3 separate regions of the Homo sapiens genome follow, and all the other regions are linked to region 2. A link is a contact called in ENCODE Hi-C or POLR2A ChIA-PET data. All regions are on one chromosome and are shown on one strand. The core of a region is the stretch at or near the end of the contact, and the rest is flanking DNA. Distances in the headings are between cores, read along the strand shown.

What was found. Hi-C counts contacts between places; a loop is a spot of excess contacts on that map. ChIA-PET counts read pairs that join two places held with the same protein, here RNA polymerase II (POLR2A). Pooled maps may share reads with other maps.
Region 1: a map with no recorded cell type shows a loop between it and region 2 (7-fold over the local background). The contact joins two enhancer-like sites. A Hi-C loop is called at or near these places in 1 of 37 single-sample maps with no recorded cell type and 6 of 50 pooled maps. POLR2A ChIA-PET finds 5 or more read pairs at or near these places in 1 of 52 experiments (activated CD4-positive, alpha-beta T cell).
Region 3: a map of naive thymus-derived CD4-positive, alpha-beta T cell shows a loop between it and region 2 (3-fold over the local background). The contact joins two enhancer-like sites. A Hi-C loop is called at or near these places in 1 of 168 maps with a recorded cell type or tissue (naive thymus-derived CD4-positive, alpha-beta T cell) and 5 of 50 pooled maps. POLR2A ChIA-PET finds 5 or more read pairs at or near these places in 2 of 52 experiments (MCF 10A and Panc1).

Annotation. Positions count from the first base shown.
Region 1 is chr3:177,143,583-177,147,761 of GRCh38, forward strand. All of the region lies in intron 1 of TBL1XR1 (TBL1X/Y related 1), which reads right to left. Among named protein-coding and RNA genes, the nearest start is that of TBL1XR1, 52 kb to the right of the region's middle. RefSeq lists a silencer at 959-1,253. Within about 2 kb of position 1,994, at least 8 of the 41 ENCODE cell types and tissues checked have a DNase peak (open chromatin) inside an H3K27ac peak, as active enhancers do.
Region 2 is chr3:177,775,363-177,780,056 of GRCh38, forward strand. No RefSeq gene overlaps it. Among named protein-coding and RNA genes, the nearest start is that of LINC02015, 39 kb to the right of the region's middle. Within about 2 kb of position 1,334, at least 6 of the 41 ENCODE cell types and tissues checked have a DNase peak (open chromatin) inside an H3K27ac peak, as active enhancers do.
Region 3 is chr3:177,124,261-177,128,364 of GRCh38, forward strand. All of the region lies in intron 1 of TBL1XR1 (TBL1X/Y related 1), which reads right to left. It also overlaps the pseudogene RNU6-681P. Among named protein-coding and RNA genes, the nearest start is that of TBL1XR1, 71 kb to the right of the region's middle. Within about 2 kb of position 1,984, at least 2 of the 41 ENCODE cell types and tissues checked have a DNase peak (open chromatin) inside an H3K27ac peak, as active enhancers do.

The sequences.
Region 1 (4,179 bases), core at 744-3,243, 630 kb before region 2:
CTGGCTCAGTGCCTGTGCAAGTGAAAATTCAGTAAAATACTAGATTATATTTATCTCATTAAATTATTGTAACTACCATGTGAAGTAGGTAAATGAGCAAACTTTCAAGGTGATGGGAATCTGAGAATATTATCCAATTGTTTAGGTTTCAATTCAGTGAGGGTACAGCTAATTATATAAGATGGGTCTCTGATAGTTCATTCAGGCTCTAACAGAATTAAATTATCAACTGTGGTCATCTGCAATGAAGTGACTAAAGAAAACAACGCTTTGGGGAACAAGTGAGACTGGTAGAAATCTATGAAGGTCATGCCACAGATATACGAGGACAGTGGAGTGGGGATGACTGCTTCTAACAGTGTTGGAGTTAAGAAAGTGACATATTCAGGCCGGGCATGGTGGCTCATGCCTGTAATCCCAGCACTTTGGGAGGCAGGCGGATCACCTGAGGTAGGGAGTTTAAGACCAGCCTGACCAACATGGAGAAACCCCGTCTCTACTAAAAATACAAAATTAGCTGGGCATGGTGCTATATGCCTGTAATCCCAGCTACTCAGGAGGCTGGGGCACGAAAATCGCTTGAACCCCGGGAGGCGGAGGTTGGAGTGAGCTGAGATCACACCACTGCACTCCAGCCTGGGAAACAAGAGCAAAACTCCGTCTCAAAAAAAAACACAAAGTGACATATTCACAGCATAAATTTTTGACTCATGGCACTGACAAAGAAAGAGGCAGTTACTAAGTACAACATTAAAGAATCGTTCTCCATCTTAAGCCAAGGTTAGAAAACGTTTTTCTGTAAAGGGCCAGATAGTAATTCTTCCAAGGCCAAAGGTCTCTGTTGCAACTACTCAACTGTGTAGTTGTGAAGTGAAAGCAGCCATAACCTGGCCGGGCGCGGTGGCTCACGCCTGTAATCCCAGCACTTTGGGAGGCCAAGGCGGGTGGATCATGAGGTCAGGAGATCGAGACCATCCTGGCTAGCACAGTGAAACCCCATCTCTACTTTAGAAAAAAAAAAATTGGCTGGGTGTGGTAGCGGGTGCCTGTAGTTCCAGCTACTCAGAGGCTGAGGCAGGAGAATGGCGTGAACCCAGGAGGCGGAGCTTGCAGTGCGCCGAGATTGCACCACTGCACTCCAGCCTGGGCGACAGAGGGAGACTCCGTCCCAAAAAAAAAGAAAAAAAGAAAAAGAAAGCAGCCATAACCTACACATAAATTAATCAATGTGGCTGTATTTCAATAAAACTTTACACATGAAAATTTGAATTTCATGTAATTTTTAACTTGTCACAAAATAATATCATTCTTTTTTGATCTTCTTTATTCAATTATTTTAAATTATGGAAAACATTTTTAACTTGTGGATCACAAAAAAACAGGCTGGCCACATTTGGCCTGCAGACTGCAGTTTGCCAACCCCTGCTCTAAAGCTTTAAAACCAAAACTCAAATGCACAGGCTGATTTTGTTGACTGTTTAATTATAACTTCAAGTGGTACCAGGCAAGCTTAACGAACAGGAACCTAGTGGTTATCAAACTGGTTTGTCTGCAGGAACCTTGGAAAGTCCCTAAAACCGTAACATAAAGACATTCCACTATAATCCTATGTGATCTACACCAGAGGTATGAAAACTACAACCGGAGGCAAATCTGACCCACTGTGTTTTAGTAAATAAAGTTTTAATTGAACAGAAAAGCTCATTTATGTACTATTTATGGCTGCTTTAGCACTACAATGGCAGCACTGCATTGTTTTTTTCAGTGACTGTATATCTGGCTCCCTATAGAAAAAGTCTGCTAACTCCTAACCTGGGTAAACAAATATGTATGGAATACAGAGACCTGACAAGGGGGACATAAGCCACCAAGATAGAAAAATAACAGCCTCTCAAAGTTCGCAGACCCTCTAGAATAAAGGCAGTAAGGCAAGGTATCCTTTAGACAAAGCTCTATAATTACATCACAAGTACTGTGATTTCCCTCTTGGCTTTCCACAAAGATCAACAGCCCCTTACTAAGGTAACCATGTACTTGAAAAGTGAAACACCCAGACCTTTCTGGGACTATAAAAGCTAACTCTTAAATCTCTAAAAGACCCAGATAGCACCAATGTGGCACATTTGTCAGAAAGAGGAATGACAGTGGTCAAATAATAAAGTTTTGGTCAAAAGTCCATTTATCAGAGTAGATTAACCCTCCCAATTTATTGGTTATCTTCTCCAGGTGTTGAACATATAGTTGCAAAGGGCAGTCTTAGTTTTCCAACAGACAAAATTCCCATACTGATGCCATGACAGGTGGAGTTGCAGGGTAGTTTTTATCAGGAAGTCTGATGGAGATCCCAGGAGCTCTCCCTCCAAACAAAAGTAATTTGCATTCCTGAAAGAATTGTCAAAGAACTGAAAGATGCAAGGATTGCAATTCCTAGCAGGTACCTACTTAATACAACTGTCTGGCTAATACAGAAAACAAATATTTTTAGAGGATGACTGTGTTTTAATCTTAATGACTACAAGGAAGAGCTGGTATTCATATGTGATCTGCTTAGTTCAGTACCTGATATGCAGCTATCATTCTGGCAAAGGTTTCTCTATCTCTACAAACAGAATTTCAGAAGCAATTTGCTTTCATTTGGCTTGTACAGCAGTACATCTTCACTATACTGCCTCAGGTTAAGTCAGTTTTCTGGCTTTCATATGATATGCTTTGTTTGTTTTGAGATGGGAGTTTTGCTCTTGTTGCCCACGCTGGAGTGCAATGGCGTGATCTCGGCTCACTGCAACCTTTGCCTCCCGGGTTCAAGTGATTCTCCTGCCTCAGGCTCCCGAGTAGCTGGGACTACAGGCATCCGTCACCATGCCCAGGTAATTTTTTGTATTTTTAGTAGAGATGGGGGTTTCACCATGTTGGCCAGGCTGGTCTCGAACCCAGGAGGCGGAGGTTGTGGTAAGCCAAGATCACGCCACTGCACTCCAGCCTGGGCAGCTGAGCGAGACTCCATCTCAAAAAAAAAAAAAAAAAAGTTGTATTCACTACTACTTTTACCAAGATCATCAGAAAAATTCTAAATAACAGGAAGCTATCAAGCTCACAGTATCTAATAATTTTCCAAAACCCAAACTATCACGTGAAATCTCAGATTTTATCACTGGCAACAAATACCGTCCGTTGTTTTCCTTAAAGTAAAAGCTCACTTTGTTTGAGAAAATATCTCTAAAATGCTCATGTCAGAATCACCATAGTGAGTCACTGTTTCAAGCGAAAATTAAAGAAGGCTGGTTCTGCTCATAACTCAAATAATGCCCAAGAGTTTTCCCTCTGAAACCATCATACTTTTGCATTCACAAGTATTTTATGAACATTTCCCATTTCATCACAAAGACCATTAAAATGATTCAGATTCAGATCATGATTTTTTTAGATTAATACTTTTTACTGCTTCATCAAGGAGATTCCTAAGACTTTTTTTTTTTTTTTAAGAGATGTAGTCTTACTCTATCACCCAGCCTGGAGTGCAATGGCGTGATTTTGGCTCACTGCAGCCTCAACCTCCTGGACTCAAGGGATCACCACAGCTCAGCCTCCTAAGTAGCTGGGACTACAGGCACGCATCACCATGCCCAGCTAACATTTTTGGTTTTTTTATAGAGACGAGGTCTCCCTATGTTGCCCAGGCTGGTCTCAAACTCCTGTGCTCAAGCAATTCTCCTGCCTCAGCCTCTCAAAGTGCTGGGATTACAGGGATGAGCCACGATGCCCGACCAAGTAAAACTTCGTTTACTATAAATATGTGGTGATGGTGCTGCAGAACATAGTTTGAAGAAACTGCACTGATTTTTTCCTAACCAGCAAGTTTTCCAAAACATCACTTTTGAGCCAAAGTGCAAATGTCAACACAGTGAAAGAAAGTACTTATGATTATTAAATTAGTTTTACTCTGAAAGGGTCTTGGGTTCAACAGACAGCGCAAAATGTATTTCTCATTTTTGTTGTCAGCTACAGGTTGGCTACAGGCATCTTCTTCATTCTGGAATCTAGCAAAAGAAATAGTCTTTATCTGGCCCATTTTTCTTGGGGCTGAGGAAAATTAGCAAAAATCATTCATGCAATGGCTCCTAATAAGGCTTCAGCTTAGACATGACAAATAATCACTTCTACTCATCTTCCAGTGGCCAA
Region 2 (4,694 bases), core at 84-2,583:
CCTTCCCTTAATTAAGGGAATCTAAGTCTAGTGGGGAAGGTAGACAAACAGAATTACAACACTAAAGGAAGGGTTCTCTACTAGTCTTATGAGTACCAGGCAGGGACAGTGCAGAGGAATGGTGACTGAATCTGCTTGAACCCTGGAGAAAGGGTATGGGGGAGGAGAAAGGAAAGGCAATTCAGTGAGGGATCAGCATCTGCAAAGCCACAGAGCTGTAGAAGGTTGTCGTGTGTTAGGAACAGGTGAGACGTTCAGTGTGCATGAAGGTGGGGCTGCGGGGTACCTAGTGTGAGGTGGTAAAAGTAGATGCCTTCCCAAGGCCCTAATTAATGAGTATCATCAATTTCAAGAGTATTTCAGATTAGTCTCTGCTCAGGGAAACATGAATGGCTGCAATCTTACAGCTCATATATGAAAGACACTTGGTAGAGGAGCTTCCCCAATTTGGTAATACTAAACATGTACATGATATTGTCAATAATAGGTTGTGAAGCTGAAAGAAATTCTCTCAATTATCATTAATAATAAACAAATTTTGATTAACCATGTTACAGGAAAAATGGAATGATCTTTCTAGTTTCTCTGTAGGAAAGGATATTACAGAATTTTGTCATAAAAAGAAACAGACTCTGCAGCCAAAAATGTAGAATACAGGCATTTAGGGAGACTTGTTAGAACATCAGTACAAATCTTATGTTATCGATACCAATTCATACAAATCTGTTATTTGTTTCTGGGTTTTGTGATATTTCTGGTATTTGTTGGCTTTTTAAAGCTGATATTTTTGCATTTTTCTTTTCTCATTCTGAATAAATATTCACTATTGACTTACTTTTTATAATTTTTCATACAGAGGGCATCATAAATTGTATTAGCTTCTGGTCTCCCTAAACCTCTGTTGGCCAGCAGACAGGAGCTTAGACTAGAAAGGTAGGTTGCCACCAATCTGGAGTCCGAGACTCACAAGATGGTAGAGGACCTGCATGTCCACCTGAGGCTTCCTGTCCTCATCTTACTAAAGAAGAAACTGGGCCCAGAGATGTCGAGTGACTGCTGTAGGTCTCAGAGCCTGCTGATAGCAGAGCCAAGAGTTGGATTTATCTTTGGCTTCCCTAACATGTCTTCCTTATGTCAAGCTCTGCAAAGGGCAAGCATCGGGTAGGAGTCACAAATACGTTGACTCACTTGTTTTGGCCGGTACAATGTTTAAAAAATAACCCAATGTCAATGCTTTTAGGAGGGACTTGCACTCTACCATTCATAGTTTCTTCCATTCCCATCTCCTTACAGCAAGGTGAGGCATGTACTCGCCCTGTGTCACCTGAGAAGGTATCTGGGTTGGGGCAATGGTACTTCCAGAGCAGAGGGGTTTTGAGGCTGTAGGCTTGAGACATTCTCCTCCTGTGACACATTGCTAAGAAATGTGGTGTTCCAAAATGAATCTGCCACAACATCATCTGTCAGCAGCTCTGGTATTTGAGTTCCCGAGTAGGAAAAGAACAAAAGCCACATTCTACCTGTCAGCAATCATGAAATGGTAGGAGGAACTAGCCATGCTGGCTGGTTTGTGGATGTGTGATCACGGGCAGGGAAAACTGGAGGAATGCCAACTCTTTGAGGGAGAAACGCTGCTTGTGACAGCAGCAGACCCACTCAGAGCATATTTCAGCAAGGGGCTGCTTGTATTTAGTTTCAGCCCTTGACCGCACCGTATCTGGCAACTTAAGTTCCAAAGAAAATACAATATTTCAGGTGTTCTTAGCATAACAGTGGACCAAGAGTGGGTATGTTTTCAGTTACAAAAGCAGCTAAAACTTCAATCTCAAAAAACAGGAATCCAAACCATTACATTGCTATAAAATTCTGGCTAATGGACATAGGAAACAGTCTTGTTAGCTGTTGCCAATCCACACCAAGAAATCATCTAAAAAGAATGGTTGTGTATTTGGTCCAGTTCAGTTCTCTCCTGATATCAGACTCTAAGGCCTTCTATAAAGCAGTCTAGACTATTTTACTTGGGGACATATCTAAGGATTTAGCATATATTACATATTATGACCTTTTATATTGTTCTTAACAAAGTCTACATTTATCTAAGACTTAACTATATGCATGGGCTTTACATTTATTATATCAAATTCATGTAACAATCTTGCACTCTTTTCATTTTATAAATAAAGTATCTGATGCTCAGAGAGGTCATATCTTGTATATGATACCGTGATGCAAGACCACATATTTATCAGCAGAGCTAGGACTAGAGCTCAGGTCTCTTGTTCCAAAGTCATGACATACTCCTGCCTCAACACAACTGCCATAAAGAAAAGCTCAAACCAATGTGTACCAGTCAATGTGACTCCCCTGAAGGCTTGTGTTGCACCCAGGTATGGTCCATGGGACTAGGGTCATCACCCTTTAGGCCGGTTGGTTGCATTCACTCTAGGTTGTCTTGCTGAGCTTGCAAGGATTGGCTGGGCAGCTGCCATAATGTCCAATGACTGCCTGCTGCTGAACATAGTTATCTTTTTCCTTCTAGGGAGATGTGGAGCACCAGGGAACAGGTTCACTGAGCCACCTTGTGTCCATCTCTGGGGACTGCATCTTCCCCCACATTCTAGCACCTAAAGATATAGGGGACTCCATCTTCCTTTGCTACCACCATTCTTACATTCTAACCTGAAAGAGACTTTGCCTACATGCCTTTGGTTTTCATCAACCTCCCAGTACCAGCTTATACCTTTGGTGGACAGACTACCTGCTGTCTTAGGACTTGGGGTAATTTATGTAGATTACCAAAGAATATTTTAAATAGTTGGTCGTCACAAACTCTAAATTCTAGGAGAAATTCAGGCTCTGTCCTCTCAACTCCCGTCACAGTCTTGCAAGGAGAAGGAGCTCAGACATGAACAAAGACAAAATTGAATCTTCAAGGACACACAGTGTTGCTTCCCAAAAAGGGGGCAGAAATTTTCAGCAGGAATTGTAGTGATCATAAATAGAACAGAGGAAATTCTCTGAGTCACTTTGGATTCTATCTTTCATCTTTAATTCAGCCATTGTGGAAGCACATACAAAATGATTACATAGTGGTTAAGAGAGTGTGCTCTAAATTGGAAGCATTGGTATGAACTCATTTCTAAAATAAATGTATGTGTATATACATGCAGGTGTGCTCAGGTAAATGTGTGTATGTGTGTATACATATGTGCATATGCATATTGTAAGTGTATATGTATATTTGTGTACATACATATATACATGCATCTATTTCCCAACTCTAGCTGCTGAAAAGACCTAGAAGAAAAAAAAAGTCTAGTAGCAATGAGCACACCTAGTACTCAGATTTTGTCCTCTAATACCATTCTCTACTGAAAGAACAAGGGCTCTTCTCCTCAGAGAAGTGACTAAATGTAGGCCTGGGACAGGGAAAGTTCTAGAAGCTAATGAAACATCTTGTTATGTCGATGAGAAGGGAAGTGTTAAAAAAAATGCTGAGGGCATGTCACAGGAAAAGAGCTGGCAGGAAGTGGCTCCTGTTGCCCAAAACTGAAACAATTTAAATACCAAAATATATAAGGACAGTATGACCATAAACCACTGAAGAAAACAGGAATCCATGAATCTGAACTAATTTATTTAATAATTAGATAAATAAATAAGTGAATAAACAGAGGAAAAAGGAGGACTCTTGCTTGTTGTAGAATGCCAGGTGCTGACTGGTAAATGTGGAGAAACTGCTGGAGTTAGAAAATTATTATTTTATAGCTGTCATAGTCAAGATTGGTCCAGGGCCAAATTACCAATGGATATTAAATCTAAGGAAGAATTTTGATGAGGAGCAGGATATTTTTATGTTTTTAAACTGACTCCCAACAGATTGCCTATTAGTTTCAAGGGAATAATTATATCTACACAGTGTAGAAATCAGACAATGCCTTGATTAGGTAAACAAAATAAAGAAGCAAATAAGCTTTAAAAAATTTTTTAATTTGAGGTGGAGTATCACTCTGTCACCCAGGCTGGAGTGCAGTGGCACAATCTCAGCTCACTACAATCTCTGCCTCTTGGGTTCAAGTGATTCTCCTGCCTCAGCCTCTCAAGTAGCTGGGATTACAGGCATGCACCACCACACCCAACTAATTTTTATATTTTTAGTACAGATGGAGTTTCACCATGTTGGCCAGGGTGTCCTCTAACTCCTGACCTCAGGTGATCCACTCACCTTGGCTTCCCAAAGTGCTGGGACTGCAGGCGTGAGCTATCGTGCCCTGCACAAATAAATATTTTGTACTTCCAGGATATAATACTACGAGAAGAACACAATATTACTTGTGGGGTATTCTGGCTGGATGTATAGCATAAATGTAAGTATAAGGAAACTTCAAAAAACTGAAAATTAGATATTTTCTGTTAGAAAAAGGAGGAAGGAACAGTATTCTTTTTTTTTTTTTTTTTTTTTTTGAGACGGAGACTTGCTTTGTTGCCCAGGCTGGAGTGCAGTGGCTCGATCTCGGCTCACTGCAAGCTCCGCCTCCCGGGTTCACGCCATTCTCCTGCCTCAGCCTCCTGAGTAGCTGGGACTACAGGCGCCCACCACCACACCTGGCTAGTTTTTTGTATTTTTTTTTTAGTAGAGACGGGGTTTCACTGTGTTAGTCAGGATGGTCTCGATCTCCTGACCTCTTGATCTG
Region 3 (4,104 bases), core at 734-3,233, 650 kb before region 2:
AAAACCTTCACAAATGTGAAAGAAAATGGAAATCCTAGCATAGTCACATGACTAACTAGAAATCCCAGAACTCTGTCAACAACCTTTGTTTTCAATGCAGAAATCATTTCTGTACTTTTAATGACCCATCATTCAACCTCACTTGAGCTCCTCCAATAATTGGCACTACTTTACCAAGTTATTAGACAGTTCTATTAGTAATTATTTGAAAAATCATTCTTCTCTATGATTCAAATATGTCTAACTATTAACTATTTCTTACGTGCTATAGGGCTAAATAAACAAACTCCTCAGCTTTAAATGAAAATCTTCAGCTACTGGAAGGCCTTTCTCCCATTCTCTCATTCTCATTTAAAAAATGTGTGACCTATCAATTTCAAAAACCTATTCCAGTTTCTCCTTAAAGACTCCTAAAAGGGAACACAGTGCTTAACTCACGGCATCTTTTTCTTCAATACTTAATAAGTTTATTCTCTTAATTGACAATGCAATGAGAATAGTAAAACTCAAAATCTCAACTGCTAGTAAGATCTAGAAAGTCTAGATAAAAATTCATAAAAATCTGTCACTGTAACTGAGGCTGACAAATGGTGTTACGACAACTGAACAGCTAAATGCAAAAGAAATGAATTTAGAACCCTACTTCACACCATATAAAAAATTATCACAAACTGGGTTATAGAACTAAGAGCTAAAACTCTGAAACACTTAGAAGAAAACATACAGGTCAATCTTTATGACCTTGGATTAGGCAATGGTTTCATAGATATGCCACCAAGAGTACAAGAAACAAAAGAAAAAAACAATAAACTGAGATCATAGAAATGTAAAACATTTTCATTTCAAAAGACAACATCAAGAAAGTGAAAACCCACAGAACAGGACAAAAGTTGTGTAAATCATATCACAGATATGAATCATAACATTTGCATCCAGAATATATGAAATACTACAACTCAATAAAAGACAAGCCAATTTTGAAATCTGAACAGATACCCCAAAGAGTAAAATACAAACGGCCAATAAGCATATGAAAATACGCTCAACATCACCAGCTATCAGGAGAAATGCAGAACAAAATCACAATGAGGTGCCATTAGGATGGCAATCAACAAAAAAACAGTGATAAGGGTTGACAAGGATATGAGAAAGATGAGAAACTGAAACCCTCATTCACTGCTGGTGGAAATGCAAAATGCTGCAGTCCTTTGGAAAACAGTCTGGCCGTTCCTCAATTATTAGCATTTAATTAGAAATAATGAATTAACAGGATTTTAAAAAACATTTAGTATAAAACTGACAAGTGTCTTTTTTATTTCACAAGAATGAAAAATATACATCAGGACATGTTTCATATATGAATATATATATAACCAACGACTACAATAACTCATTTTTAAATTCTAGGAGGCAATAAAACAGCCAGTATACTTGACGTGCCATGGAGAAGTGCTGGCAATTTTCTTTATGATTCACTAAGACAATTAAAATAGCTCATTTATTTATTCAATTTCCAAGTTTTCAAATTTCCAAGTAAAAAAATTACCCTCCAAACTGACAAAGATTTTATATTTCAAATAGTAAGCTAAGGAATGACTTTTAATCAAATTATGGAATGGGCTATTAATCATTATTAGCCAATACAGTTGATACAGATACCACATTTCTTTTGTTTTTAATTTTTTGGAGTACACAGTAGGTGTATATATTTATGAAGTACACAAGACATTTTGATACAGGCATGCAGTGCGTAATAAAAAATATGAAACACTTTGTAAAACTGTGTGTCATCCTTGTGCAGGGGACATGCTAATCTTTGTATCATTCCAATTTTAACATATGTGCTGCCAAAGTGAGCATCAGTTACCGCATTTTTAAAAAGGTAGTCATTAAGTAGAAGTGGCTCTGTCAAAATAAGACCTGTTAAAGCACAGGGTGCTGAATCCCACACCACTTTCTGACTCAACGGCTAGATATGGGATTCAGCCAAGAATCTGCATTTCCAACAAGTTAGCAGGAGATGTTGATGCTGCCAAGGATCACACTTTGAGAACTACAATACTATGCTGAATCATCTAACACAACAATATTCTTTTTAAGACCAAAAAATGGTAATATTAATAATCCAATCATTTGTTAAACATCGGTTATGTAATAAAATTAAGATACATCAGAGAAGCTTTAAATCATCAGGACTTTCCCAGTGTTGTTTGCTCCAATTAGTACATCTTCTACTAATATGTCCATAAGATGCCTTTCAAGTCCTACATCCATGAAGCCTTCTGATTCCTCCAGCTAGAAATAACTGCTTATTCCTTTGAACCTAAGTCATCACTTGTAACACCCATAAAATACTGCCAACTTGTATTACTTGTTCAGCTATTCACATTCAAGACTTTCTCACCTACTAAACTAAGTTCCATGGTAGCCTACTAACAAGCATTTTCATATCCCTCAGAATTCTTGGCACTGGCTCTCCATAAATATTCAATAAATATGTCTTTAGCAAATAATTAAAATCAATATATCCTTGATTTCATCCCCCATTTTCAGCCAAAAAAAAAAAAAGGGCACAAGTCAAGCTTTTACAGAGAAATGCCCAAATCAAATCCTTTTCAAGTGACTGTACATAATGTACGGTTGTAATATTTAACCATCTAAGTTTAGGCTTAAGGAATAAGAGCATTAGAATGGCAGTTTTAGCAAAACCCAGTTTCAGCAAAAACAACATTCAGTTGGTGAACTAACCTACAGTTCTCTTCTCATAAAATGCGTTCAACAATACAAAAGTTTGATTGTTTTAAAGAGTAATCTGCCACAGATTATAATCAATGTGGAACCTGCTGCCCAAGTATAATTCTTTCCATAATGTATTATTACATTAAAAAACCCTTTGTGTTATTCTATGTATCTCAACATACTGCCACCTGACCTACATACAGAAGCTCAACTTGTATATCTAGTTCCCAAGTCCCTTGAGTCATTTCTTTTATGGTATCTCTAACATCATATAAAACAGCACAGAATTGCAACATCTTAAAAGTGTTTAAAATTATCTGTAATTCTCAGTATCATTAAAAATTCTTCTACGATATAACTCCTTCTACTATCCTTTCATCTGTCTGCCCTTTATAGAGTGTGAAGAAAAAAAGAACACAGGGGACCTAATGTTATTTATCTCCAAAACCTAAAAACACAGTATCTGGTATAGCAGGTGCTCAAGAAACACTTTGGATTGCAATCATTGTTGTTACTTGCTATCTTGTATACTATTCTTCACACAGCTCATTAGACTACTAGTATCAACATCTGGCAATTTAGGGAAGACCTGAGATCTATAACAGCTGCAGATCAAGTCCTAAGTACAAGAAAAGGGTATCAAACATGCAGTTCTATTTAATCTTCAATGGACCTGAAAGTTAGAAGAGACAAGGAAGAATTCACTGTCTGAAACACTATTGAGTCACTTTAAGGAGTTTGGGAGGTTTTTTGTTTAAACATATACCGGCAGTTCACATTTTGGATGGTAGTGTGGGAATGTAAAAATCACCAAGATTTGAAACTGAACAAGGTGATCTTAATCAGTGTGAATTGTTCCATTACTTTAAAAACTTGGTCAAGATATTAAAAACATTTACTATCAGTTATCAACGTATAATCAAAACATTGTAAAACGGGCCGGGCGCAGTGGCTCACGCCTGTAATCCCAGCACTTTGGGAGTCCGAAGCAAGCAGATCACTTGAGGTCAGGAGTTCGAGACCAGCCTGGCCAACATGGTGAAACCCCCATCTCTACTAAAATGCAAAAATTAGTTGGGCGTGGTGGTGCACACCTATAGTCCTGGCTACTCGGGAGGCTGAGGCAGGAGAATCACCTAGACCCAGGAGGTGGAGGCTGCAGTAAGCCAAGATCACACCACTGCACTTCAGCCTGGGTGACAGAACAAGACTCCGTCTCAGGAAAAAAAGACAAAAAAAAAATCATTCTTTTAGTACACTGTAATTTAAAACATTAGAACCGATGTGAACTGTTTTATTTCTTGGTAAATGGCTTATTGAGAACTTTGAATAGCAACTTTTGTTCTCATATAACTTATGACACAG